2 separate regions of the Homo sapiens genome follow, and region 2 is linked to region 1. A link is a loop called in an ENCODE intact Hi-C map of the cell type or tissue named here. Cell type or tissue: heart left ventricle. All regions are shown on one strand. Links, peaks and the distances in the headings refer to the core of each region. The heading gives the core; the rest is flanking DNA. Region 1 overlaps VAPA (VAMP associated protein A). Region 2 overlaps RAB31 (RAB31, member RAS oncogene family).

Region 1 (12,235 bases), core at 4,236-12,235:
TTAACCCCACTCCCTCACTTCCCCAGCCCCCCCTTCCTGTATCTCTTTGCAGAAAGAAGTACGCTGGTATTTAAGTACTGTATTAGTCTGTTCTCACATTGCTATAAAGAAATACCTGAGACTGGGTAATTTATAAAGAAAAGAGGTTTAATTGGCTTACAGTTCTGCAGGCTGTACAGGAAGCAGGGCGGCTTCTGCTTCTGAGGAGGCCTCAGGAAACTTCTAGTCATGGTGGAGGGCAAAGGGGGAGCAGATGCCTCACGTGGTGGGAACAGGAGCAAGAGAGAGCGAAGGGGCAGTGCTACACTCTTTTTAACAGCTAGATCTCATGAGAACTCTTATCATGGGAACAGTGTCATGGGGATGGTGCTAAACCATTCATGAAGGACCCACCCTCATGATCCAGTCGCTTCCCACCAGGTTCCACCTCCAACACTGGAGATTACAATTTGACATGGGATTTGCCGGGGGACACAGATCCAAACCATATCAAGTATGTTGTATGCGTATACCCCACTTGTGTGAGGATTTTGATCTTTTTATGGATGCTGTTAATTCTTGGGTGTTTACATGTTTGGAACACATGAAAAAAGAGTATGATGTTATTTTGTTGATTTCTTTAGACTTTTTAGGACCTTGATACTGGATATATAAGTAAGGAAATGATTGAAGGTTTGTGGTCATCTTATAGGGTGAAAAATGGAGCCAGCTTTAGAAGCACAGTGGCTTGAGTCCATGTTTTTATTTTTATAGTTTAAAAAATCATTTATTTGTGACAAAACAATTCTCATTTATTTGAACCATCACTAAAGTATGGGCTACTTTTTGGGAAATAGCTTTCTGATTTGGATCATAGATAAAGTGCCCCAGGAAACTTAGGAACCCTTTCATTTTAGAACAAAAAGACTCAATATTTTTTCCTGGATAACAAGCATAAGCAAATACCATCCTTAAGCACACTAAGATGTGTCATTACCCTAGTCCTCGGGATCAGCAGGTGTGTGCCAATACATTTCATTTTGTTAATGGCCCCTAGTGTCTTCAGTTGAGTTGTTGTCAGTGCTAGTACTGAAAGCCATTGAGCCTGTTCCCTGTATTGTTGACAGCTGGAGGCACATGATACGAAAGCGCTGTTGTACAAAATAGGGTTCTTTGAATTATTAGCTCTGTTTGGATTGTCAGCTCTGTATATACGTAATGTCCAATTAGTGGTAGTGGTTATTTTTTAAGGATCAAATGTGGTTTTATTATTTTTGAAGTTTTATGACCTATTCAGTTCTTTGTGTTCACTTCTAAAAAATTTTTGAGGCCTTAACTCTGACATTTTCTAAATTTCTTAAATGTATTGCATTTCATTTATGTCCTCCATCTGACATTTGAAGGTGACATATTTCCCTTTTTTTTTTTTTTTTTTTTTTTTTTTTTTTTTTTTTGAGACAGTGTCTCGCTCTGTCACCCAGGCTGGAGTGCAGTGGCGCGATCTCGGCTCACTGTAAGCGCCGCCTCCCGGGTTCACGCCGTTCTCCTGCCTCAGCCTCTCCGAGTAGCTGGGACTACAGGTGCCCGCCACCACGCCTGGCTAATTTTTTGTATTTTTAGTAGAGACAGGGTTTCACCGTGGTGTCAATCTCCTGACCTTGTGATCCGCCCGCCTTGGCCTCCCAAAGTGCTGGGATTACAAGCGTGAGCCACCGCGCCTGACCTTGAAGGTGACATATTTTCTAGAAAAAAATACTGATTTTTTTTAAATGAAGACTGAGGGGCTGTAAAGAACAGGGATTTCAGGGGTCTTATAAAGGGATTTCAGGGGTCTTATCATAAAATGGTTGAATATACATTATTTTCTGTTGAGACAGAACAAATGGGGTATCAGTAAGTATAATTAGGGAATCCCTTTCCCACCTGTTTGTATAATACAGTATTTTATCTATTAAAGGAATTTGAAAAGAAAGGAAGAGAACTATGGACTTAATGGTTATATGAGTCTTTAAGTGTTTATTGGCCTGGGATGTGTGTGAGAGAGTGAGTGTATTGGGGGATAGGCTTTAAGTACAAGAGAGGTTTATGAAATTGTTCAGATTGAGTGTTATCAAAGATAAGAAGACATACAAGTGCTTGTTTTTCAGATTATTGACAATTATTAATTAGTAAACATTAAAAGCCACAAAGAATTAGATGGTATTCATTTTAAAACAATGTAAGGCTGGCATAAATTTTAATAAAGTATGTACATTTAATAGGTGCATGTAATGCAAGTAGATTATAACTAATTTTGTTTGGGAAATACAAAAAGCGAGTTCAGAAACTACTTTTGCTTTAACATAGCTATTATTAGTATTGTTTCTTATGCATTAATGCATTTTTATAAAGTGTTAATGTTTAGAGCCTAATGCTTTCTGTGTCAGTCATTCCCAATATCATGCAGAAGAAATCAGAGTTCGGTGAGAATCTGAGAATATGTTTCCCATGCCATCTCAGGGTATAACTCCACCAGGGAATGCTCCGACTGTCACTTCAATGAGCAGCATCAACAACACAGTTGCAACACCTGCCAGTTATCACACGAAGGATGACCCCAGGGGACTCAGTGTGTTGAAACAGGAGAAACAGAAGGTTTGTTATAGGGAGTTAACAGACTTAGGAGTCTACTAGTGTCAATGGTTAAGTTAATGTAGATACCTAGCAGATAAGTGGTATTGTGAGTATGTTGTATGAAGTAGATAGAATTGAACTATGCCTAAAATTACAATAAAACTACAAAGCACTTAAAAATCATGCATACAAACTATTCTGTTCTAAAAAACTTCTGAACTTAACTAAAATCTATATAGTGAGCAGGACAGTATAAGTGTGAACATTATGAAGTTGCTGTAATTTTTTTCTTTGAGATTTGGGGAATATACTCTTTTTTTTTTTTTTTTTTTTTTTTTTTTGAGATGGAGTCTCGCTCTGTCACCCAGGCTGGAGTGCATGGCACAATTTCAGCTCACTGCAACCTCTGCCTCCCCGGTTCAAGGGATTCTCCCACCTCAGCCTCCTGAGTAGCTGGGAGTACAGGCACGTGCCACCATGCCTGGCTAATTTTTGTATTTTTTTGGTAGAGATGGGGTTTCACCATGTTGGCCAGGCTGGTCTCATTAAACTCCGACCTCAGGTGATCCACCTGCCTTGGCCTCCCAAAGTCCTGGGATTATAGGCGTGAGCCACCACATGTGGCAACCCCACAGTTTTAACAGATTGTTTATACTTTGATTTGGTTTTGCAGATGATATGCATACTAAGGCTTTAAAAAATTATCTAAATGTTTAATAATTTTTTGTTTTTGTGATTGGGAATTATTTACTTCTGGGAGTCATGATCCTAAAGAAACAGTAAATTGGCTGTTTAGAGTGGGAAAAAAAAACTTCAGGTAACTTTGTTACTTAAATCCTGTCTCTTAATTCATAGGTTAAGACCTTAATTTTGCCTCTCTCGGTTTATGACAGTACTCTTGACTTTAGCCTTTTAACTCCCTTTATGTGCGTTTTTATCCATCACTCCTGTTAGTTGTAAGAATGTAGGCCCACGTTTATGTCTTTTATCTCCTTTGTTCTTCCCAAGGCTTCTTTGCAAACTTTTTCTTGTATTTCCAATTCCTAGTTCCCTCTTTTTCTAATTAACCCCCAGTAAAAATACTTGGGATATTAGAACTGAAATTCTGATGGTTAAAAAAGAATACAGAAGTACAGTCATGCATCTGTTAAGGATGGGGATATATATTGAGAAATGTGTTGTTAGGTGATGTGTTGTATAAACATCATAGAGTGTACTTACAAAAACCTATATATGGTATTGCCTTTTGCTCCTAGGCTACAGACTTGTATAGCCTGTGGCTGTACTACAATGGTAAGTATTTGTGTATCGAAACAATCTACACTGAGCTTATTCAACCTGCAGCCTGCGGCCCACACGTGGCCCATGATGGCTTTGAATCCGGCCCACCTCAAATTCGTAAACTTTCTTAAAACACTATGAGTTTTTTTTTGTGTGATTTTTTTTTTTTAATAGCTCATTAGTTAGTGTTAGTGTTAGTGTATTTTATGTGTGGCCCAAGACAATTTTTCTTCCAGTGAGGCCCAGGGAAGCCAGAAGATTGGACACCCGTGACTATACACAGAAAAGGCGCAGCAAAAATATGGCATAAGAGATAAAATTGTATACTTGCATAGGGCACTTACTGTGAATGGATCTTGCAGAACTGGAAGTTGTTTTGGGTGGGTCAGTGAATGAGTGGTGAGTGAATGGGAAGGCCTAGGACATTACTGTACACTGTAGACTTTATAAACACTGTACACTTAGGCTACATTTATTAAAATTTTTTTCTTTAATCTTAGCTGTCCGTAACTTCATAAACTGTAAAATTAAAATTTTTGACATAAAGCACAAGCACAGTGTATAGATAAATAAAAATATCTTTTTAATGTCCTTATTCGCTGCCTTTTTCTATTTTTTAAATAAGATTTTTAAAAAAACTTCTTTTCTTAAGACTAAGACATAGCACACACATTAGTCTAGGCCTGCACAGGGGCGGGATCATCAGTATCACTGCCTTCCACCTCCACATCCTGTCTCACTGTAATGTCTTCAGGGACAGTAACACTCATGGAGCTGACATCTCCTATGTTAACAGTGTCTTCTGGAATACCTCCTGAAGGACCTGCTGGAGTCTGACTTAGAGTGTCCTTTTTGTTTTCGTAAGTAGAAGGAGTACACTCTAAAATAAATGATAAAAAGCATAACAGTAAATACATAAACCTGTAACATAGTCATTTATTACCAAGTATTCTGTATTGTACATAAATCATATGTGCAATACTTTTATATGACTGGAGTACAGTATGTATATTTACACCAGCATCACCACAAACGTGAATAATGTATTGTGATAAGACCTCACTAGGTAATAGGAATTTTTCAGTGCCATTATTATTGTATGGGAACACTATCATATGTATGAATCATTGTTGACCAAAACATCATTATACAGAACATGACTGGACAACTCAGATGGAGGATTACTGCAGATAGGCTAAATAATATAGTGGAAACTGGACAAGATTGGTTTATTGTTTTAGTTGATACACACCTTGACCTTCCAGCTTATTCTGAATTGCAGTGTTAAATGTAAGGTTACCATTCATCAATTTACTAAGAGTCACAGCATGTTGAATCTCTCTGGTGTGCTTGTTTCATGGTTCTCAGAACAACCAGTCTTTTCTTTCTGGACCAGTTTGAAGCAACTCTCAAGAAACAAGCTGTTTTATTGGAGCCAAACCTCACTAATAGAGGTCCTGGATGGAAGCATATACTTAAAGTTACACCTGCTTAATTTTTTCCATCAGGCTCTTCAGATTGTCACTCCATGCATGACTCAAAGCCCACCCTCCCATCACACTTCCCCCCATTACATATACATATATAGCATAACATATACATATGTAGCATATGTATATGTAAATAAATTAGATTTTCTTGCACCTGTTATGTATGTTCACTGGTTTGTAAGGGGCCTAGGTAGTATGTGATATAACTTATTGGGCACACTTTTGAAATGTGTTTCGGCTTCACTGTATTCTTTGCATTCTATTCTGTTTATGCTCCACATATTGGTTATCATTTCTTCTCCTTTTTGTTACAAAAGCAGTATAACATTTTTAAGAGAAATTCAACAACAAAAAAATCTAATTCTATTTGCTTAGATAAATTCTAATCTAATTCCAAGTCTAATTCTATTAGAATTAGAAAAATCTAAATCTAATTCCAATCTAGTTATCTTTTTATGGAATGTCTTCCTATGGACATGTTATTTAAAATTTGAAAGAATGGAAAGCTGCCCATCAAATGCTTAACAAAAGTGAAATGTTTAATTTTGGCAAGGCATAGAATAGAATATTTAATGACATGTCATTTAATAATAGTAATATAAATAATAGTTTTGTTGATTTGACAAGATTGTGAGAAATGACTTTTTCCCTTCCCTCCGTAATTTAAAATTTTATGCAATGTAAAGAATTTAAAAATAATCAGTTGTCGAGCTTGATGATTCTTTTAGTTTTTTTTCTCTTTGGTGTTGACCCCATGTATATCTTTTTTTCCCCCTTTTGGAGATAGGGTCTCACTCTCACCTGGGCTGGAGTGCAGTGGCACGATCTCGTCTCATTGCAACCTCCGCTTCCTGGGCTCAAGCCACCTCAGTCTCATGAGTAGCTGAGATTACAGGTGCACACCACCATGCCTGGCTAATTTCTAAAATTGTTTTTTGTAGAGACAGGGTCTCCCTCTGTTGCTCAGGCTGTTCTTGAACTCCTGGGCTCAAGCAGGCCACCCATCTCGGCCTCCCAAAGTGTTGGGATTACAGACATCAGACATGGTGCCCTGCTTCATCCTCTTTAAGTTTTTATCAGTTTTCTGGTATGAGTATGATACTTTTTCCCAATTTTTAACCAAAACCTGAAAGTTCTTCTATTGCCATATTGGTGGCCATTGCCACCTCCTTTATAGAGTAAGTCAGTGTGCCAACCTCATTATCAGAAGTTGGATTTGTGCTAGGATAGAATTTGACCACACTGAAAATCACAAATGAGTTCTAACTACTATTAAGGAAAAGAACAGGAAAAAGTATTGGCAGGGTAAAATATATCTGAAACAGTTTTTTAATAATAGGGGCGGCTATTATTAGATTGGTTGGGGTGGGAGAAATGGGGGTGAAGAACAAAAAAGCTAGCAAGAGAAAAACTCAGAGAATTGAAGTAGGCTGCTTTAAAACGTTGCTTAACTGGGAAGCTTGAAGAAGAATGGAAGAGTCTGCCGACAGGTCACATACATGCTGTTGTTCATTAGAACCTCATTATAAATTTTCATTTTTAAATAGATTTTACATGGATTTAGGCATACTAATCAAATCACATCCCCTTCATAAGAATAACAAGTTTTGCCCTTTGAACAATCTGTTTATACTTAATATAAAATTGGCAGCTGGGATGGTGTGGTAGGTGTGCAGCCTCTGATAAATCTTATAAAATGAGTATTGTGGAATGCCATAAAGTTGATTTAGTAAATGTCTTTTTTAGCAGTTTATAGCTGAATAAAGCAGATTTTACCTAAAATTATTTTAAAGTAAGTGAATTTAATTAAAATGAAAAAAGCTTGTTACACTAATACTGCTACGATGTGTGGTGACATAAATGCTGTTGGAGTGAAGGATGTTGGGGTACTTTAGACAACGGGCTGAAGAATACATAGGTGCTGTCATAGATATTTATCTCCAGGCCTTCACTAGCTTCAAATGGTTCAATGTTGGTGAGGATTAAGATTTTGGGGCTCATAGTCTTCAAAGCATGCTAAGTGCTCCTGTGATGTTGAATCACGTGAATTAAAGCAAACAGCATTACTAAAGATGACAAATTAATAGAAGTTAGCTTTTCTTGGGCATGTTTTTTCTTAGGTAGTTTCCGATTTTATTGGAATGATTACGATAATATCCCCCTACCCCCCAGAACCTTATTTGAATTGCACAACCAGAGCACGGAAAATGACCTTCAATGGATTTTGTTGACGTCATTCAGCATACTTTCATTGAATAACTACTCTTGACCAAAGTGCTGGTTTTAGGGGTAAATACAAAGAGAGATGGCTCTTGCTCTCTCAGCCTTTGAAGTATTACAGGAAAGAACTTGAACAATAATTATTAAGATACATAATAAAGTGCTATGGTAGAGGTACGTGCCAGGGATTATGGGAATAGAGGGAGTGGGCTGGTTATTTAGACTAATCTGACTGCTGACATGTACTGATTTAGGCCTTTTAAAGAGTTTTTCATGAACAAAGATGTAGAATTTATATTGTTATTTGTTTAAAACCTGTAAGGAGATTTGGTTAGTTAAAAAATTCCCAATATCTTTGTAATGCAGAATGATATGGAACCTAGCAAAGCTGTTCCACTGAATGCATCTAAGCAAGATGGACCTATGCCAAAACCACACAGTGTTTCACTTAATGATACCGAAACAAGGAAACTAATGGAAGAGTGTAAAAGACTTCAGGGAGAAATGATGAAGCTATCAGAAGAAAATCGGCACCTGAGAGTAAGTTCTGTTGGTTGAAAATAAATTGATTGAAATGAAGGTATAGGACATGTGAGTGTTATTAGGCCATTTTAGCAATTAGCTTTTAAATTTTTGCTTGGTCAGTTCTTTCTTCTTTGCCCCAGTGCCTTTGCTCCCCACCCTACTCCTCTTTTAACAGTCTTCCCGTGGTTTCTCATTGCTGCAAGTTCCTTACTTTAGCACACATTCTAATTATTTGTGATCTGGCCTGCAGTATTGCCAGCTTCTGCTCTTGTTTCTCATGTCCTTCCCATTTTGTGCCCTAGTCATACTGAACTGCCTAGGATTGTGTTGTCCCACATCATAGCCATTAGTCACCTAGGGCTGTTGAGCACTGAAATGGGATTTGTTCAAATTGAGCTGTGCTGTTGAGTGTAAAATACTGATGTTGAAGAGTTAGTACAGAAAAAGGTAAAATCTTTTTTTTTTAATGGTTACATACTGAAATAGTAGTTTGGGTATATTGGGTTGAATCAAATATATTATTAAAATGAATTTTACCCATTTCTTTTTACTTTTTAAATGTACTGTTGGAAAATTTAACTTTACATACGGGGCTCACATTTGAAGCTCACATTGTATTTGCGTGGGGCAGCATTGGGCTGGAGTATGCTGGAGAAGCATCTGTTTATCACCCCTCTTTGCTTTAGTGTAAGCTCTTCACTGTGACTGGAAAGGCCCAGAACCCTGCCCCTCCCGACACAGCACATACACACATTGACGTTTTGCTACTACAGCATATAGCCTTTGCTGGGACCCTCTCCAAAAGAAGAAAAAAATCGATTTGTCATGTCTGCTTTGTGCCTCCACTATGCTGATCGCCTTCTACTGCTCTTACTTGTTAGAGGCCTTTCTCCCTCTAGTGGGCAGTAATTGCCTTGGTGGCAAGGGCAGTGCTTCATTTATCTCTGCATTCACCATACATGCATGTGGTAGTCATTCATGTATTTGATTGAATTAAATGGATGGCGAAGGAGGACTGATTTGAATATGTCTGAAATTTATGAATAATTTGTCTTTGACAAGTAATTACTTGTTTCAAGACCTAAATACCTATACGTTGCTCTCTAGGCTTTGTTTGAAGCTCTTTGCAGCAAAGTAGATGATACAAAAATGTATGTAACTAAAATAAGCTAAATGATGGGAGTTATTTGATTATTCCTTTTGTTAGGTGTATGTAGGAACTACACTCTAAATTAAAGGCACTGTGTTTTAAGTCGATCTGTGAACTCCTTTGCTGAAATGCTTTTTAAAGTGAATTTTTGTGTCTCTTCATGCTTGATGTTTCATAGTACCCCCTCGAGGGGTACCCGTCTGCTTCCAAGCACTTGTCTGGGTAGCGGAAAGAATATCTTTATTTCACACCTACACGCCATGGATCTTTTAAAGGATGTTGTTGGTTACTTTTACTTCATCTGCCATGACTTCCATAGTTCTGTTCTTTGATAAAGATGTGCTCCTTAGGGTGCTCAATAGATTTCTTTCAAAAGCCACTGTTTACCTCTGGCAGGGAGGGGAGAAGTGGAAACAGTGAGAATGACATAGATGGGGCAGGGCTGGAAAATAGGAAGAGTGAACCAGGGAAGTAGGTGAGAGAGACTTTATTCCTGGTTTCTACTCTTTTTATGCTAGTGTTCTGTATGAGATTTTATTTGAGAGATGATTCTGCTGCTGGAAAAGTAAAACAAAAAAGCTGGGCTGGGCGGGTGGCTCACACCGGTAATCCCAGCACTTTGGGAGGCTGAGGCGTGTGGATCACCTGAGGTCAGGAGTTCCAGACCAGCCTGGCCAACGTGGTGAAACCCCGTCTCTATTAAAAATACAAAAATTATCCGGGTGTGGTGGTGGGTGCCTGTAATCCCAGCTACTTGGGAGGCTGAGGCAGGAGAATCACTTGAACCCAGGAGGCAGAGGTTGCAGTGAGCGAGATCACGCCATTGTACTCCAGCCTGGGTGACGAGCAAAACATCGTCTCAAAAAAAAAAAAAAAACAAAACCCTTGAAGACCCACTGGCTTACAGAATTTCAGACCCTATACACAGGCCCACCATAATTTTTTGCCAGGTTCACTTTCTTGCTCCTGTCTGTTCACTATCCCTTTTAATTCCCCTAGCCCTGTGGTTCTTAATTCACACTGCATGTGAATCACCTAGTGAGCTTTAAAAAGTTACAGTTGACCAGGCTTGCCCCAGACCTAATGAGTCACAATCACAGGAGTATTAAAAGTTCTGTAGATGTTTGTGATGTGTAGCTGAAACTGAGAATTACTGTTTATATAGGACTAATTAGCATGAGACCAAAAAAACCCAACTCCAGAAAATCCAGTAATGCAAATAAAACTGTGCCATTAGGTGTACTCTTTTAGTTAGTGTTTATTTATAAGCACAATAAAGGAATCATGGGAGAAAATATTGCCTTGTACTGAAAAAAGTAAAAAACTGTCCTGCCATTTATCAGATTGGTTAACAGACAGAGATAAAGACAACTGTGTAGTTAACAGGTATTAGTATTTTTCCCAAGGTTCACATTGCACACAGTGTCATAACAACCTCCTGCTTGGAGTGACTTCTGCTTTCTTCTGAGAAACCTTCTGCTCTAAAGACATAGTGCTGTGTGAAGCCATATCAGCAAGAATGAAGCAGCCTACTCTTGACTGGAGGATCTAAGTCATTTTGACACAGAGAAGCACCCTCATTTTCCAGTCCAGGTGCAGAGCTTCAGATAAGGGTTTCCTATGTACATTTCTCATCTAAATTTGTAGTTTCTGAAGAAACAGTATTCTTTCTCTGCTTTGCAGTCGAGACCTGGTGCTACCACTTTACACACAGCCCTCTGCTTTGCTTTGAGCATATAAAAACACTGTTACTTAAATTTCACGCTAAACTGTTTCCTTCCCCCAAATTCTGTGATACCATATCTCTGTTTACGGCAAGAACACCCTTTTGTGCCTCTGCTGTTCCGGTTCCTTAGTTGCAGTGTGTCAGTAAACCCAAATGGCAGACTACAGGTCTGGGTAGTTTTTGGCTGATTGGGCTAGGACGGATGTAACTGATTTTAAATACCATGGGCCACCTTGGAAGTACTCTTCTTTAATTATATTTTTAGTGGGATTTAAAAAAAGGTAAATATAGCCTATCTAACTTTTGCTTTTTAGGAATACATTTCTCAGCTCCAGTTTTAAAAAATCAGTGTTATTGAGGTATAATTTATATCCCATGGAGACACCCACTGTGAGTGTACAATTCATTGATACATAGAACTTTGTAACCATCACTATAGTTCAGTTTTAGAATGTCTATCACCCCCGGAAAGTTTCCTTATGTGGTTAGCAGTTAATCCCCTTTTCCGTCCCCAGCCATAGGCAACCACTAATCTACTTTCCGTCCCTATAGATTTTTAGCTCCAGTAGTCTCGTTAGTATGCTTGTTTTTAAAAACCTTTTGTGTGTGTGTTTTTTTTCTAGGATGAAGGTTTAAGGCTCAGAAAGGTAGCACATTCGGATAAACCTGGATCAACCTCAACTGCATCCTTCAGAGATAATGTCACCAGTCCTCTTCCTTCACTTCTTGTTGTAATTGCAGCCATTTTCATTGGATTCTTTCTAGGGAAATTCATCTTGTAGAGTGAAGCATGCAGAGTGCTGTTTCTTTTTTTTTTTTTCTCTTGACCAGAAAAAGATTTGTTTACCTACCATTTCATTGGTAGTATGGCCCACGGTGACCATTTTTTTGTGTGTACAGCGTCATATAGGCTTTGCCTTTAATGATCTCTTACGGTTAGAAAACACAATAAAAACAAACTGTTCGGCTACTGGACAGGTTGTATATTACCAGATCATCACTAGCAGATGTCAGTTGCACATTGAGTCCTTTATGAAATTCATAAATAAAGAATTGTTCTTTCTTTGTGGTTTTAATAAGAGTTCAAGAATTGTTCAGAGTCTTGTAAATGTTATTTTAATAATCCCTTTAAATTTTATCTGTTGCTGTTACCTCTTGAAATATGATTTATTTAGATTGCTAATCCCACTCATTCAGGAAATGCCAAGAGGTATTCCTTGGGGAAATGGTGCCTCTTACAGTGTAAATTTT
Region 2 (17,563 bases), core at 4,738-12,737, 140 kb before region 1:
CCTTGACCTCCTGGACTCAAGCAATCCTCCTGCCTTAACCTCCCGAGTAGCTGGGACTATAGGCACCAGCCACTATGCCTGGCTAATATTTTTTGTTTGTTTTTTGTTCAGAGACAAGGTCTCACTATACTGTCCAGGCTGGGATGACTGTGCTTTCTACCAATGCAAACTGAGATCCCGGCAAGGGAAATATTCCCTTCCTCCATGCCCCTAGTAACTCTCTTGAAAGAGAAAACTGAGTGATGATTGTGTGGGGAGGAGGCAGGCCTGGAGCTTGAAGATAGGGTTTATGCTGTTGAAGTGAGATAAACAGCTGTGGTGAGGGCCATGCCTGCTGAGCTCCTTTAAGGAGAAGCCCCAGGAATCCTTCATTAAGCACTTTACAGCTGAAGAGTTTCATTGATATTTGAAAATTGGTGCTGGAAACTACAAAAGCAAAGTGTGAGCAGAGGTATTGGAGAGGGGCATGAGGGGACCCTGACGGCAGCTGTGCAGGTGGAGCAGGGACTGCCTCGGTCCACAGACGTGGCCCCCAGAACTGTCGTGCCATTTGCGGGGGTTGTGTCCTGTAAGAAAATAGGAATCTAGGTGCAGAACAGCCCTCCTGGGTGTCAGAATGCCAGCGACAGGAGAGAAGGAGGAAGGACATGTTCATATACGAAGATACCTTTCGGGAGTTCTTAGGGAAACACTGTAAACAGCTCTGCCCTGAGCCCGGGAGGTGGCCATGCTGGCAGTGAGGGATGTGGCCTGGGCCGTGGGAACACAGAGGCGGCCAGAGGGGAAAGCCTCAGAGCTGCGTGGACAGGCTTCTTCTGCTTACACACGGGCTTCTGCCCTGCTCTTGCCCCTCGGGGGTTCTTTTGTCACTGGAGACCCTGCTGTTGCCCTTTGCTCTCCAGTGCGTGTCCCCTTCTTCCATATGCCCCCTCCTTGGTGGGGACAGGCTGCTCTGGGAGGTACAGTGACTGCGCTAGATGAACACCTTCCCAGGTCAGGCAATGACATTTTGCTGATGTGTGTTTTAGTCTGGGATGCCCTGAGTAGCTTCTAATTATGAGGCACTGTCTGTGCCTCTTGGGTGGAGGCCAAGTTTCCATTCTGCCAACTCTCAGAGGACGTGGGGCCAAAACACAGAGCCGCTGAGACAGGAGTTTCAGGGGGTCTGGAGGTGGATTTGCCGAGAATCTAAGAAGCACTTCAACTAGTTTTGTTTCCTCTCCTCCCTTCCACTCCCTTTCCCTTCTGTCCTCTTCTTTTCTTTTATGGAGCTAATTTCCTACGTCTGGCTAAAATACAGTAGAAAAGCCCTATAAAGCCTATGAGTGTCACTCTTGAATAGGAAATTAGCAAATAGACTTTGTTTGGTAACAGAAGAACCTGTTCCTGAGGCGCTGACAGCCTGTCCTAACAGAGGCAGCTGGGCTGCAGTGAGCACGGACCTGTGGTAGGAAGACCTCTGCATCCAGAGTGGCCCGGTGGAAGGTGCCAGACTCCCCCTCACTCCAAAAAAAAGAGGAGGCTTTTTGAGGGCAGGGACCTTGTTACCTTCTTCACTTTCTTTTTTTGTTTCCAGTTGTTGCTGTAACAGATTGCCACACGCTCAGTGGCTTAAAACAACACAGATAGACTCCCTTAGAGCTATGAAGGTCAGAAGTCAGAAATGGGTCTCATGCCTGTGGTCCCAGATACTTGGAGGCTGAGATGGGAGGATCACTTGAGCCCAGGAGTTCAAGACCAGCCTGGGCAATATAATGAGACTCCCATCTCTACAAAAAGTTTTTAAAAAATTAGCCAGGTGTGGTGACATGCAGCTGTAGTCCCAGCTACTCAGGAGACCGAGACAGGAGGACCACTTGAGCCCAGGAGGTTGAGGCTGCAGTGAGCCGAGATTGCACCACTGCACTCCAGCCTGGGCAACAGAATGAGACCTTGTCTCAAAACAAAAACAAAAACATAAAAAGATTAAAAAAAAAAAAAGAAATAAGTATCACTGGAATAAGATTAAAATATCTGCAGACCTTAATCCTTCCTGGAGGTACAAGGGCAGAATCTTGTTTCCTTGCCTTTTTCAGAGACCACTCGCATTCCTTGGCTTGTAGCCCCTTCCTTTGTCTTCAGAGCCAGCAGAGTAGCATTTTAAATCTCTCTCCCACTCCCCTGCCTCTCTCTTTCACTGTTGAGGAGCCTTGTGAGGACACTGGGCCCACCCAAGGAATGCAAGATAATGTCCTCATATGAAGGTCAGCTGATGAGCCCTATTCCACCTCCCATGTAACCTAACATAGTCACAGGTGATGGGGATTAGGACATGGACCTCTTTGGGGGACACTATTCTGCCCACCACACTCCAGTTTCTCTGCTGCTCAGAACAGTGCCTGCCACATACTGAGCGTTCAAACAGTGAGATACTGTTTGTTGAATGAATGAATACATTTGATGTAAACCTGTGTCTTAATTATATCAACTGAAGCAACGTTTCATTTCAGAGAAGCAACACAGGAATGGAAAATGCATGGAATTTGGAGTCAAGACCTGTGTTCAAAGTCTTTTCCACCATTTAAGAGCTGTGTGTCGACTGGGCGCAGTGGCTCACGCCTGTAATCCCAGCACTTTGGGAGGCCGAGGCGGGCGGATCACGAGGTCAGGAGATCGGGACCATCCTGGCTAACATGGCGAAACCCCGTCTCTACTAAAAAAATACAAAAAAAGTAGCCAGGTGTGGTGGCAGGCATCTGTAGTCCCAGCTACTCGGGAGGCTGAGGCAGGAGAATGGCGTGAACCCGGGAGGCGGAGCTTGCAGTGAGCCGAGATGGCGCCAGTGCACTCCAGCCTGGGCAACACAGAGAGACTCCGTCTCAAAAAAAAAAAAGAAGAGCTGTGTGTCTTTGGGCAATTCACTTAACCATGCTGAGCCTCAGTTTTCTCATCTGAATAACAGGAACAACTCTGTCTTCTCTCCCTGGTTTCACAGGGTTATTGACTTTTATTACATGCATTCAGTCATTAAATATTTGTCGAGTCCTTGCTATGGTCCAGATAGGGATTCAGGGAAGGGTTCTCAGGGAGGGTGGCAGTTGATTAAAGGTGTGACAGAAGTGAGGGAGGGGCCTTGAGGATGCTGGTGGAGGAGGGTCCAGGCTGCTAGAAGGCGTCAGGGAAGGTGCGGAGGCTCGGTGGGCCTGCCTCTGTGTTTAGGGAGCAGCGAGAAGGCCGGGGCTGGAGACAAGCAGGGGAGGGGCCCAAGAAGGGACCAGGGCGGGCCCAAGAAGGGACCAGGTCCCACCCAAGATGCCACAGAATGGAGCTTGGCTTTTATACTAAGTTTGAAGGATTCTGAACAGGGAAGTGAAACAATTGGATTTATATAGGAAGAAATCAATCACTCTGATGTTCAGTTAACATAAGATGATGTCAAGTATTTGCTTCAAAAGACTCCAGGGGGTAGGAATGGAGCGGGAGGTGAGACGAGGTAGAAAGGAAGCCAGTGGTCCATGTGTTAGTGGTGATCTTGAAGTCAGGGGATGAGAAGATGGAAGTCCATTATTCTAGTCTCTCTTCTTGTGGATATGCTTGAAAATTTCCACAGTGAAAGTTAAAAATAAATACATTCTGTGGTCAGTGTAAATAAATATCATAATCCAGCACTTCAAAACAGGATCTCTCTGGTGGCTGTGTGGCCAGTTTGGAGCTCACTGGATATCTGAAGGCTCTTGTGGAAACTTTGGACGTCCAGTCAAGGCAAGACGAACTTTGCTCGGACAGGAGGGAGGTGCGGCTGCGTGAGAGCTGGGGCTGGGTCTGAAGGCCGTGCTGGCTAGCCTGGGTTGGCACACAGCAAAGTGCAGAGTCTAGGGCTCTAGGCACATGGGGGTAAATGACACCGTATGTTTTTGAGTGCATCTGGTGTGATGGGGCATGTTCGGAGGCCTCCTCAGGGCTGTGCAGCGAAGATACTGTCCCACACAGTGGGCTCTTGTCTTGAACATGGTACGCTTACTGTGACCTTGAGGCTAAGGATGGGAGAGACCAAACCAGCCTGGGCAGAGCGGAGAGAGGGCAAGATGAGACTAACTTTCTGTGATCGTCATGGCCATCCTGGCTTTCCCCGCAAATGCATATCACGGTGGCTGTGTATGATGCGAATAGACATACCTAGGAGTGGGGTGGGGCATAGTTCTGGAGTTTTAGGAAATTCCACTTGTTTGCCAACATGCAGGTACATGAGCTGACGTTCACTGCCCTTGGACGATTTCATGGGTGGGAAAAAATGCATTTCTACAGCATCTTAAATCATTGATTTATTTTTTATACATTATTCTAGGGATTGGAATATTCCAGTTCATTACATTGTCTTTTAAAAAAACACTAATCCAGCGGGGTGCAGTGGCTCATGCCTTTAATTCCAGCACTTTGGGAGGCCAAGGCAAAAAGATCACTTGAGCCTCGGAGTTTCAAACCAGCCTGGGCAACATAGCGTGAACTTGTCTCTATAAAAACTTAAAAAAAAACTTAACCGGATATGGTGGCACACACCTGTAGTCCCAGGTACCTGGGAGGCTGAGATGAGAGGATTACTTGAGCCCAGGAGGTTGAGGCTGCAGTGAGCCGTGGTGGCACCACTGTACTCCATCCTGGACGACAGAGCGAGACCCTGTCCCAGTCAATCAATAAAAGTAATCCATGCCTTCCTCCCAACATCGTTTTTGTGGAAAGATGTTTGGATTTGTGTTGTGTCATTTTCTGCTAAATGAGGCTTGCAGCACATTTGTCAGAAAGGAGTCAGGTGCTCATCAGGTCTCTTCTAAAACCCAGCTTCCTCCTGGTACTGTTGCTTCAACCCTTGGATCCCTGAATGCTGAGAAAGCTTTTTGGCTCTAACAACACATTCAAAGAAAAATGAAAGAAAGGGAAAAAAAGAAAAAGACACCCCCTGTCATTGCAGAAGTAATGTATTATGATATAATAGAAAGGTTTTTTGAATAATTCAGAAACAGCAAAGCAAGTGGTGGTTTGTCTGTACTGCCGTTATTCAGAGAGAACATCTTAACAGTTCGATGTATTGTCTCCCAGTCCCGTTTCATTCAACTCTGCATACACTCGGGTTTTAGGACATCTGAGTAGGCATATTAACTAGGCCTCTGCTTTTCTGTGGAGAGAGAGGGTCTATGTAAAAGTCGGAAGCATTCTTCTGAATGGCACAGAAAGAACATTCAGTAATGTGTTTTTCCATTCAACTTTTGCCAGCTGAGAATGTTGAGAATTTCAGGAATTTTCTTCTACCCCTTCTCTCTTTGTTTGAATCCCAGTGGACCTTGGGCTCTTTTTGGCATCTGCCCTTGACGCTCCCTTATGGTGGCCTTGCACCTGACCTGCCACAGAGCAGCATAGGCGCCCAGGCCGAGCCTGAGCGACTCAACAGGGACAGAGCGTCCTCTGGAAATCATAATACAAAGCCCATCACTCCGAGTTCCTGGACCTGATGCCAGAGCATTCTGGCTTGGATAATTCTCATCTGGGAGGCAGAGCCCAGCTGGAGCTGTGCTTGTTGGGAAACTTCATGTATTTTCCACCACTGCTCATTCCCAACTTGCAGGATTTTGCTGCTGTAGAATTTACGATGCCACAAACCTGCATTTAAGGAATGTTGCCTGAGGCAGAGTAGGTGTTCTAAAGGATTAGGAGATTTCCTGGAATAAGACTTTCCACTGTGCTGCTGAGGGGTGTGTGTGTGTGTGTGCGCGCGCACGCGTGGGTGTGCGAGCACATAAGGCAGTACAGGATGGGAAAACAAGTGTAGTGCACACTACACGGAAGGCGAGAGCCTCCATCCTGAGCCTGTTTTTACCTTGGCCGTGAGCTCTGGAGGGTTGTCACAGAGCTGGAAAAACCTCAGCTTTGTGTCTGACCCCACCCACTGCACCAGTTTCACAAAATAAGAAAAGTAGGATAGAGCCAAGCCAAGCCTCAGGACTCTCTTTGAGTCCAGTTCTCTTCACTTCCCCAAAGGTGATTCTTGATCACGCGAGGTCCCTAGATGTTAATAAATACTACTTGAAAAAAAGATTTTAAAAATGAATGGGAATTCTGAACTAAAACCAAAATAAATAGGTTTCTTTACTGTAGAAAATTTTCAGAGCCTTTAATGCACTAATTATGCTTTGTAAACCTCCAGGGAAGCATGTGGTGTTTCTCAAACTTATTTGGCCAGGAAACCTTTTTTCCTGGCCACCTCCACGTGGCCTGGTGTTCTGCAGAAGACCCTCAGGAAAATACCACACTAGGCTGTCTTGCCTCATGTGCCATTTAATATTTTACAAACACCTAAGTCTAATTGCTGCTGGATATTCCATCATATGGCTAAGCCAAAATTTATGTGTCCATTCTTTAATTGTTAGACATTGAGATTGCTTACAGTTTTTCAGCATCATTGATAATTTTCAAAGGAATTCTGGTTACTTTGTAACCATCTCTGATTATTCCCTTAAGAGGTGGAATTGTCAAATCAAAGTATCTGAACATTTGCAAGATTCTTGAAACACATTGTCCAGCTGCTTTCCAGAAAGGTCATGCTCGTTTATTTTCTACCAGCTGCGGGCAGGGTTAATGTCCATCTGCGAAAGCTGAGCAGCCGGAGAAGCTCCAAGAGCCTGAAGAAGGCCGTTCCCGTCTCCCCTGCCACAGGGACCTCCAGCAATTAGAAAACAAATAATCACACACACTAAGGACATAAACAGCTATTTCTTTTGAGGAGACACACTGGGTTTTCACAGTTCCCTGTGCCGTTTCTAAATAATTGAATGACATCTGAAAAATTTCTCAACATTTTAATTTGGTCTTCTAGATGTTTTGCTGGGTAGTCAGGGAAGAAGGGATTTTGAATTGGCATCTGTTGTGCTAATTTTCAAATAACCTTTCAAGGTAAGATGTAAAAATAAAGCTTTATCAGCCTCTTGTGACTGTGAACTTTATTTCCAGAAGAATCTTTTTATGTGAGCATTCCATCAGTCTTATTTCTGACCCCACAGGAATTGAATTATGTCATGTTGAGGACTGAGGCTGATTGTGGTGCTTTTGCTTTCTATTTGTAAGGGGGAAAAGCATAAACATTGTAGACTAGAAGTGATTTATCTTTTTGTCCTCCACCAAGATCACCCTTTGGTCAATGCATTATTGGGTTTTGGAACTGAGACGTGAACTTCTAACTCATTAAAACCCTCAAGTCCCCAGCAATAAAGTCATTTAAGTGGCTTCACCAACAGAGATTTATTTCAAAGCGATTCCATTTGGAGGAAGGAAAGAATGAGTAATGCATTATATACCAAGATCGCTTCAATAATTCATGAGACCTCCATGCCAGTGACCGTTTTAGATTCAGTTCATGGTGTTTTAGCCTAAAGTGAACTCTCTCTGTCTTAGAAGACACCCGCAGTTTGCTCCTCTTTGAGCTTGAGTCCATGAATATCTTTACTTTTGGGAAATAAAGTTTGTATTGACTGCTACTTTGTGCGTTTACATGAACCACTCTTATATGGAGGCTATTTTGAAAAAAATGGGCATTTTGTATAATTGGGGTAAAAGGATACTTAATCTGCGGTCCTTACCCTTTGAAAAGTAGGAATGTTTAAAAAAAATTATTGCTTTTTCCTTCCTTTGGGCAGGAATTCTGATTTTGTTTTTTAAGTGTAAGGAGTAGATTGCCAAATGGTGGGTTAAAAATAGATTTATGGATGCCTAATAATTATGCCAAACACAGTGTTGGGCCGTCAGTGAGTACGGAAAGGCATGCATGGCAAATGTCGCTGTCCCCAAGTGCGTTCTGGAATGGGGGCAGTGGGTGGCGCCGGCCCTTCAGCATCTTCGGCCACCGCACAGTTCAGCTGTGAACTCCTTGGTTCACCCTGAGCTTCGTCCAACCTTCTCCCTTTTCTGAAACCCGCAGAGGCTCCAGAGTCCTTTCTCTTCAGGATGGAGACCTGCATGGAGGGACTGGAGGCAGGGAGGGTGGCCCACTTCCTTTCCACACTATTGTGAGTGCCTCACCAGCATTCCTCAGTGCAGTAACAGGGAAACCTGGGGACTCAGATTTCCAAATACCATCATTTCAGTTTGGCAAGTATTGATCCAATGATGAGTATCGTGGGAAAGAAAATAATAAGTTAGGGTTTTGTCGCTTGCCAGAAAAGCTTCAGGATCCACTTCTCCTTCCTCCCTGCTCTCTCCCCACTGCCCAATAAAAACAGCTGCTTTGTTCAAAACTTAAAAACCATATTATTTAAAACTCATTGTAAAAATTTATGCTATACAGATGCTTGTAAGGAAAATGTAAAAATCGCTGGAAATCCCACCTGTTAAGATTTAGAGGAACCTCGTGTTATTCCTGCTCACAGAGACATACTCCCACATACATTTTACCCTACATTATATTATCATATAATGATAAATTAACCACATAATAAATGATAAATTATATGCTATATGTGCTGTTTTGAGACTATTTCTCATCTAACAGTATGTCAAAGATCTCTTTTCCTATAAATAAAAATCATCATTTTAATGGCTATAGAATATCATTACATACATATATGTATTAATCTGTGCACAAAATAACATAGACTGGGTGGCTTAAACAACACACGTTGATTTCTTACCATTTGGGAGCTGGGAAGTCCAAGATCAAGGTGCTGGCAGATTCAGTGCCTGTGAGGGCCCCCTTTCTGGTATGCAGATACTCGCCTTCTTGCTGTATCTCACATAGGGGCAGGGCAGGGAGAGAAGGGAGATCTGGTCTCCTTCTCTCCTTATAAGGGACTAATCCCATCTGTGACCTCATCTAACCCTAATTACCTCCTAAGGGCCCCACCTCCTAATACCGCCACGTTGGGAGTTAGGGTTTCAATACATGGATTTTAGGGGAGACACAAACATTCAGTTCATAACATTATACCATGAGTCAATTCCCATTTACTCCCATAAACAGCGCAGGGATGTGTCTTCCTGCGTGTGATGGTCACTCCAGTATATATTCCTCTAAGTGGAATTGCTGGGTCAAATGGGACACACATTTCAACTTTTGATTATATTACCAACAGTTGCTTTGAAAGAAGATATTCAGCACATTCCATGTAGAGTATGTGTGCCTCCCTTCCCAAACCCACACCAACACTGAACAGCACAAATCTTTTTACAATTTAATAATTTATAAGTGTCTCCTTATTTTTATTGGTGTTCTTCCGATTCTAATTGAACATGTTTTAAAATATTTGTTGGCAATGTATATGTCTTCTGTGATTTACCTTTATATATATCTTTGTCCATTTTTCTATTAAGCCATCTTTTTCTTATTGACTTTCAAAACCCCTCCAGGATACTATTTTTTTTTTTTTTTTTTTTTTTTTTGAGATAAAGTCTCACTCTGTCTTCCAGGCAGGAGTGCAGTTTTGCAATCTTAGCTCACTGCAACCTCTGCCTCCCGGGTTCTAGCATTTCTCCTGCCTCAGCCTCCCAAGTAGCTGGGATTACAGGCATCTGCCACCATGCCCAGCTAATTTTTGTATTTTTAGTTGAGACGGGTTTCACCATATTGGCCAGGCTGTTCTCAAACTCCTGACCTCGGGTGATCCTGCCTGCCTCAGCCTCCCAAGTGTTGGGATTACAGGCGTGAGCCACTGCACTCGGCCCCTCCAGGATACTTTTTAATTTAAAAAAATATGCAGATTAAGACTGGACCCTTCTCCAAAATATACATAAAATGTATGCATTCTGAGACTAATGACCTCTCCTGTCTGGGGATGAACGATGCTAGTGACCAGCAGCACTTGCTTTGTTAACATTTTGGAATGGAGCTCCTCTGCTGTCTTGTCATTTGTGGACCTTAGGTAGGTGTGAAGCCCCGCGTTGGAGAGGTGGCAGCCCCTCCAGACCCGAGGCAGCTGCTGCCAAGGTTGCCCTTGCTGACTGGTCCTCATTAATGGCTCAGCAAGGGTCCTGTGATCTTTGCCAGTGTTCCCTTTCCCTCTCCTTGCCATACATCTTTCCTTTACTGCCGCATAATTCTAATGAGATTACCCTGGGTCAGTCAGTTATATTAGAGAAATGATGAGCAGCAGGGAAAAGAAAATTCACAAGATGGTAACATTTAAAATAAAATTTGTTTTTGGCCTTTACCCAACAGTAGATTTCATGGTCAATAAACCACAAGCATACATATGTGTTGATGAGGAGGAAGATTTATTATTTCATATGAACTCTGGGGCCGGGTGCGGTAGCTCACACCTGTAATACCAGCACTTTGGGAGGCTGAGGCAGGTGGACCACCTGAGGTCAGGAGTTTGAGACCAGCCTGGCCAGCATGGTGAAACTCTGTCTCTAATAAAAATGCAAAAATGATCCAGATGTGGTGGTGCATGCCTGTAATCCTGGCTACTCAGGAAGCCAAGGCATGAGAATCGCTTGAACCTAGGAGGTGGAGGTTGCAGTGAGCCAAGATTATGCCATTGCACTCTAGCCTGGGTGAAAAGAGTGAAACTCCATCTCAAAAAAATAAAATAAAATAAATAAATAATATGAACCATGGAAAAATTATATAGGGAAGGAATTTAGGGATCCTGTAAGGATGATGTAGGATAAAACGTTTATGTTTAATTTGGGATTGAATAAAGTCTGTTCACTTTGGCCTAAAACTGTTCATTGTTCTTAAACAGTTTCATTCATTGGCTCCCATGTACTATCGAGGCTCAGCTGCAGCTGTTATCGTGTATGATATTACCAAGCAGGTAAGAATGTCTCCTTCAGAATTTAGATGTCATTTATGGTGGTTCTCTCACTTAGAGAGACTGGAGCAGAGACGTCACTGCTTGCATCTTGCCAGTAGCGTGCCACTATATATTGAGTTTATTTCATGTATATGTAACAAAGCATCCCATATTTATCTGCTAAATTAAACAATAATGACCATTCATTCTTAAAATTGACTGTAGAGGCAAAGTCATGCCTGCTAGTACTATTCTGCAGAATGTCAGCTTTTAAAGAAAAGGAAAATCATTTTTAATTTCTGCATGCTTTATAATTACAGAATACTTATTTTTGTTACTGTTTCAATCATACTACATACTTAAAATGCCAAGCATAACATTCGTGTGTATGTAAGTAAATCTTTGTGTGTGTATATATAAGTATATTTTTAGTTATCACGTTGAAGGTCTTAGACTTCCATCAACAAATAACCGCAGTAGTTTGATGACATTTTTTCCCACTCCTGCAAACTGAATTATTTACTTTTTTTTCTCTGGAGTGTTGACTCAGCACATAAGACTGTTAGTTTAATGACCCATCACTGTTACTTTCCACGAGTTCCTGACCACTTCTACCTAAATGTGGTGTGTTGCCCTTGGCCTGTTTTCTAGAGGACAATTGTGAGTGAAGGGCCAACAGGAAGACAGGACTCTAAATATATATGTTTCTTCCTTGGTGTAAGCATGAGCATTTACTTAGTCCTGTTATTCTTATTCATGTGGAGTCCAGGCTATCATTTTAAATTAATGTTATTTATAGGAGAAAAATCACTGATATGATTTTCTTAACTAGATCAAGTTTTAATTTTAGAAAACTTGATATGGTCTATTTAAGTATATTTCAGCTAACATTAACTTTTGTGCCTAGACAGAGGTAGTATGTTAATCTGCATGAGTCTCCTAAAAATATTTTTCTCCATTAAATTGTACTGGGCTTGTATTTCTGCTTAGTTGAAATATTATATTGAGGGGTCTTTCTAATGATTTGTGTACACTGTTGGTTTAGGATTCATTTTATACCTTGAAGAAATGGGTCAAGGAGCTGAAAGAACATGGTCCAGAAAACATTGTAATGGCCATCGCTGGAAACAAGTGCGACCTCTCAGATATTAGGTAAGATGCATTGAAATCTCTTTTGTGTAGATACTGTCCTCCATCCCTGAGTGTCATCCGTGTAGATACTGTCCTCCATCCCTGAGTGTCATCCGTGTAGATGCTGTCCTCCATCCCTGAGTGTCATCCGTGTAGATGCTGTCCTCCATCCCTGAGTGTCATGCGTGTAGATGCTGTCCTCCATCCCTGAGTGTCATCCGTGTAGATGCTGTCCTCCATCCCTGAGTGTCATCCGTGTAGATGCTGTCCTCCATCCCTGAGTGTCATCCGTGTAGATGCTGTCCTCCATCCCTGAGTGTCATGCGTGTAGATGCTGTCCTCCATCCCTGAGTGTCATCCGTGTAGATGCTGTCCTCCATCCCTGAGTGTCATCCGTGTAGATGCTGTCCTCCATCCCTGAGTGTCATCCGTGTAGATGCTGTCCTCCATCCCTGAGTGTCATCCGTGTAGATGCTGTCCTCCATCCCTGAGTGTCATCCGTGTAGATGCTGTCCTCCATCCCTGAGTGTCATCCGTGTAGATGCTGTCCTCCATCCCTGAGTGTCATCCGTGTAGATGCTGTCCTCCATCCCTGAGTGTCATCCGTGTAGATGCTGTCCTCCATCCCTGAGTGTCATCCGTGGAGATGCTGTCCTCCATCCCTGAGTGTCATCCGTGTAGATGCTGTCCTCCATCCCTGAGTGTCATCCGTGTAGATGCTGTCCTCCATCCCTGAGTGTCATCCGTGTAGATGCTGTCCTCCATCCCTGAGTGTCATCCGTGTAGATGCTGTCCTCCATCCCTGAGTGTCATCCGTGGAGATGCTGTCCTCCATCCCTGAGTGTCATCCGTGTAGATGCTGTCCTCCATCCCTGAGTGTCATCCGTGTAGATGCTGTCCTCCATCCCTGAGTGTCATCCGTGTAGATGCTGTCCTCCATCCCTGAGTGTCATCCCTGAGTGTACAAAGGTATCATGCCTTTGTTATGTCTGCCCTCAGTGTAGTAACTTAATTAATGGCCTTTCACTTTTGGTAGTCAATGTGGCATTGATTCAACCAGAGAAGAAATAAGAGAAAATGATAGGGAAATACAGATCTGATGTACCATACAATGATAAATGTTCAAATTATAACTCCTGTACATAACACAGTTACATCCCTGACTCTACATATCTTTGGGCTAGATGGTTTTGTTATTTCTGTTGTTACTTTTTCCATTATTATTTTCATTATGACTACTAGCACAATTTTACTAACACTTTCCTATGGTAATGACCATTAGAATTCTTAATATTTTTCATAGCATACCTGTTTGTTTTGGTTCTAGATTTTATCTTAAGGATATAGTCAAGTACATAATCTCACTATTTAGTTCTAAAATCAGAATACGACACATTGTATGTGAGTACCTTGACTTTCCCCAGTGGTATTGGGTTATTGAACTTCTTATATCTTGAAGGAGGTTGTGAGGATCCAGTACACATGAATTAGAGATTTGATGATAGCTTTACCTAGCCTGGTAAGCTAGCTGTTTTGCTAAATAAATACATTATTTAAAAAAGGAAATAGCGAATTTGTGGTATCTCCATTCCCTTGGTTAATTTAATTCTCAGGAATTCTAGTCGTTGATTTTCATAAAGACAACTACATCATGCTTCTGGTTTTGCTAATCAAAGTGTGATTAAACCAAAGAGGAATAAATAATGGATGGAAGTGGATCTTGCAAAAGCTCTTAACATAGCATTTAACGAACTGTTCTGTTTCTTTAGGATTTCAAAAGTTTGCATCAACTTGCATCTGGTTGGTTTATAATAACAGCCATAAACACCACTTTTCTGGGATTTGGACAAATCTTCAAACTTCCCAGACTTAGTTATCTCCCTTCGTTACTGTAATCCTCAAACAGCTTACTCATCTAGTGTTCCCAGCAGAATCACCTTAACCTTTGTCATGGGAAGGGTGAGGTGGGTGGGTAGAGACGACCTTTGCTGAGAGAAGGTGCTATCTCTAAATCCCCCTAATTATGGGACTAATGTGCGCCTTTAAGTGGAACCGAGTCTTATGTATTGTGGGAATGCTGGTGGACTAGAATTTAAGCAGAAAACGATTTAAACTTGAATGGTATCACTTAGGATTCTTGGTTATGTGGAACCAAAGCACAACTGAAATTCAGGAGAAAGGGGAATTTATTGGAAGATACTGGTAATCCACATGGTAAAAACAGAACTGCCCTCAGCTCTGGCATTTGACATGTTCCAGAGTTAGTCTCTGGAGAGATACTGGCCTGGCATTCTCTTCGTTTCCAGTCTAAAATGCCAGGGAGGAATTCCCCAGGTTAAGAACAGGCGTGTGTGGCCAAGAGGGGATTGGTAGTACGAGATGATATTTCCCAACATTACTATTAGAATGGGAAGGCAGGTGGTCTTGAAGAGGGACAGTTCCTAGAAAAGTGTAGCCTGGCCAGATAAAACATATCTGTGACATATAGATGTGGCTACCAGCACCCAAAGATGTGCTGTGTTTCGGGGTGGAATTTGCCTTTTATGCACAGGTACAGCATTCTTCTTGATGGGTGTTCTGATTTGTGCTCAGCTGATTCTTATATGTGCAATTTTCATAGTGCCCCAGCTAACATAATCTATTCATCTCACTTCCAACCGTGAATTTACTCACAGCCTCTCTATCCCCAGTGGGAGAAAATGCAGGGCCATCCAGCTGCTACCTCTAGTGGTAGTGTCATGGGGCCACTGTCCCATGCATCCAGCCTCCCTGGTAGTATCTTTTCTCCTCTTGTTTGGCCTCAGTGAGGTCGGAATGTGGCTCCTCAAGATCCTGCAGTTGCGTTTTAAAGTGTGGCATGTATATCTTTTGTTATACACAGTTATTTTAGATGGTACTTGTTATTGAATCAAGCAACAAGAAGCTGACTGCCTTTAAAACTCTGATTAGGTCAGTGAGAAAGACTAGTTGGACACTAATTCATTTTTAATTTTTAAACATTTAATATGTTGTATTGAGGTAAATTACAAAACATCACGGTCACCTGTTTTAAGTGTATACAGTTCAACGACTGTTAGTATATTTTTAGAGTTGTACAGTCATCTCATATCTAATTTTAGAACATTTCTATCACTCTGTGAAGAACGTCATGCCCATTTATACTCGCTCTCAATTTCCACCTCCTTCCAGCCCTGGTAATCACTAATGTACCTTTTTTTCCTCTAAATTTGCTTTTTCTGGACGTTTTGCATACATGGAATCGTACAATATGTGGTCTTTTGTGACCATCTTCTTTCAGTTAAGCAAATGTCAGTGATGCATTCATTTTTATGGCTGAATAATATTTCATTGTATGGATATACCACATTTTTATTTATTCATTCACACATTAACATTTGAATTATTTCTACTTTTTTGCTATTATGAAAAATGTTCCTATGAACAATCATGTACAAATTTTGTGTGGATGTATGTTTTCATCTCTCTAGGATATGTACTTAGGAGTGGAATTTCTGTGTCACATGATAACTCTTTGTAATAATTTTGGGAACTCACAGACTGTTTTCCAAAGTAACTGCAAGATATCCACATCCTCACCAACATTTATTGCCTGTCTTTTTGATCATAGGCATCCTAGTGGGTGTGAGATTGTGTCACTGTGGTTTTCCTAATGACTAATGATGTTAATAAATGTCTTTTCATATGTTTATTGGCCATGTGTGTATCTTCTTTGGAGAAATGTCTCTTCAAATCCCTTGCCTAATTTTTAGTTGGATTGTCTTTTTATTATCGAGTTGTAAGAGTTCTTTATGTATTCTGAATAAAAGTCTCTTATCAAACATGTAATTCGCAAATATTTCCTCTCATCCTGTGGATTATCTTTTCACAATTTTTACTGTGTGCAAAAGTTTATGTCCAGCTTATCATGTTTTTCTTTTATCTCTTGTTCACAAGTGATTGGCTAATTGAACATCACAAATATTTATTAATGTTTTCTTAGTGCTTACATTTAGGTCTGTCATCCATTTTGAGTTACTTTTTGTATGTAATGTAAGATACGGGTCCAAATTCATCTTTTGCCATGTGGATATCTAATTACCCCTGCACCAGTTGTTGAAGAGATGGTTTCTTTCCCATTGAATCTTTTGGGGGCACTTTTGCCCAAAAGCAGTCAACCATAAATGTGGTCTTATTTTTGTGCTCTTAACTTTATTAGTTGATCTACACGTCTGTCCTGACACCAGTGTTATACTATTTTGATTGCTGTAGCTTTGTAGTAAGTTTGAAATTTAAAACTGTGAGTCCTTCAACGTTGTTCTCTTTTTCAAGATTGTTTGACTATTCTGGACCCTTAACATTTTCATATGAATTTTAGGATCTATTTCTTAATTTCTGAAAAACAAAAGGCAACTTTGATTTTAACAGAAATTGTGTTGAATCTTTAGGCCCATTCAGGTATTATTCCCATCTTAACAATTTTAAGTCTTCCGATCCATCAGTGTGAAATGTCTTTTCATTTTAATAGGTCTTCTTTAATTTCTTTTAGCAATGTTTTATAGCTTTCAGTTTACAAGTCTTGCTTTTGTTTTATTTATTCTTCTGTATTTGATTTTTTTGATGGTATTGTGAATGGGATTGTTTTCTTATTTATGGCATTGCTTGTTGTTAGTGTGTAGAAATGCAATTGACTTTAGTATGTTTATCTTGTATCCTATAACTTTCCTGAACTCATTTATTAATTTTAGTTGTTTTTTAGTAAATTATCTGGAGTTTTCTATATACAAGATTATATTATCTGGGAATAAAGACTATTTTACTTCTTCCTTTCCAATATGGGTGCCTTTTAGTTCTTTTTCTTGACTAATTTCTCTGGCTAGAATCTCTAAAACAGCCTGGAATAAAAGTAATGAGAGTGCACATTCTTGTTTCTTCCTGATCTTAAGGATAAAATGCTCCAGTAAGTATCACACTAACTGGTTTTACATATATGTTTTTTATTCTGTTGAAGAAATTCCCTTCTGCTCCTAGTTTGTTGAAGGCTTTTTGTCATGACTGAATGTTGGATTTTTTCAAAAAACTTTTTACATATGTAATTATATGTTAATTGATTTTGGGATGTTAAACTAGTCTTGCATTGCTGGGATAAATCACACTTGGTCATGATGCATAATCCTTTTTATACATTGCTGGGTTTAGTTTGCTAGTGTTTTGTTAAGGATTTTTATGTCTATATTCATAAAGGGTTTTAGTCTGTAGTTTCCATTTCTTAGAATATCTTTGTCTGGCCTTGGTATCAGGGCAATAACAGTCTTGCAGAATGAGTTGATAAGTTTTCCCACCTCCTCTGTTTTCTAGAAGAGTTTGTGAAGGATTGATGTCATTTCTCTTTGTTTTTCTACATCAACTTGATCTCCATGATGTCAGTTCTTTAAGTGTTATCTAATTTGCTGTGTAGTTCATAGTATTATCTCATAATCTTTTTTTCTTAATCCCATGACCAATTAAATAATACTTCTAATTTGTATAAGGTCAGTAGTGATGTCTCATTTTCCATTCCTAATTTTAGAAATTTGAAACTTCTCTCTTTTTTTCTCATTCAGTCTAGTCGATAGTTTGTCAGTTTTGTTGACCTTTTCAAAGAACCAGTGTTTTTGGTTTATTTCTTTTCATTGTTTTTC

The links. Hi-C counts contacts between places; a loop is a spot of excess contacts. Peaks named below come from ENCODE experiments on the same cell type or tissue, not always from the same donor. Only the 100,000 strongest peaks of a DNase experiment are listed, where the experiment ranks them.
Region 2: a loop joins it to region 1, with 4 times the contacts of the local background. A loop is called at or near these places in 30 of 110 quality-filtered maps.

The regions. Positions count from the first base shown.
Region 1 is chr18:9,942,446-9,954,680 of GRCh38, forward strand. VAPA (VAMP associated protein A) reads left to right here. Exons shown (of 6, transcript NM_194434.3): 5 at 7,950-8,123; 6 at 11,608-12,235. The coding sequence ends at 11,766. Among named protein-coding and RNA genes, the nearest start is that of VAPA, 35 kb to the left of the region's middle. In heart left ventricle, for the core only: a CTCF peak has its summit at 9,019 (motif pointing left); no DNase peak of the experiment used is centred there.
Region 2 is chr18:9,803,317-9,820,879 of GRCh38, forward strand. It overlaps RAB31 (RAB31, member RAS oncogene family), which reads left to right. Exons shown (of 7, transcript NM_006868.4): 4 at 10,704-10,775; 5 at 11,800-11,906. Among named protein-coding and RNA genes, the nearest start is that of TXNDC2, 74 kb to the right of the region's middle. RefSeq lists an enhancer at 5,598-6,248. In heart left ventricle, for the core only: a CTCF peak has its summit at 7,836 (motif pointing right); a DNase peak (open chromatin) is centred at 5,398; H3K4me3 peaks cover 400 bases; H3K27ac peaks cover 2,921 bases.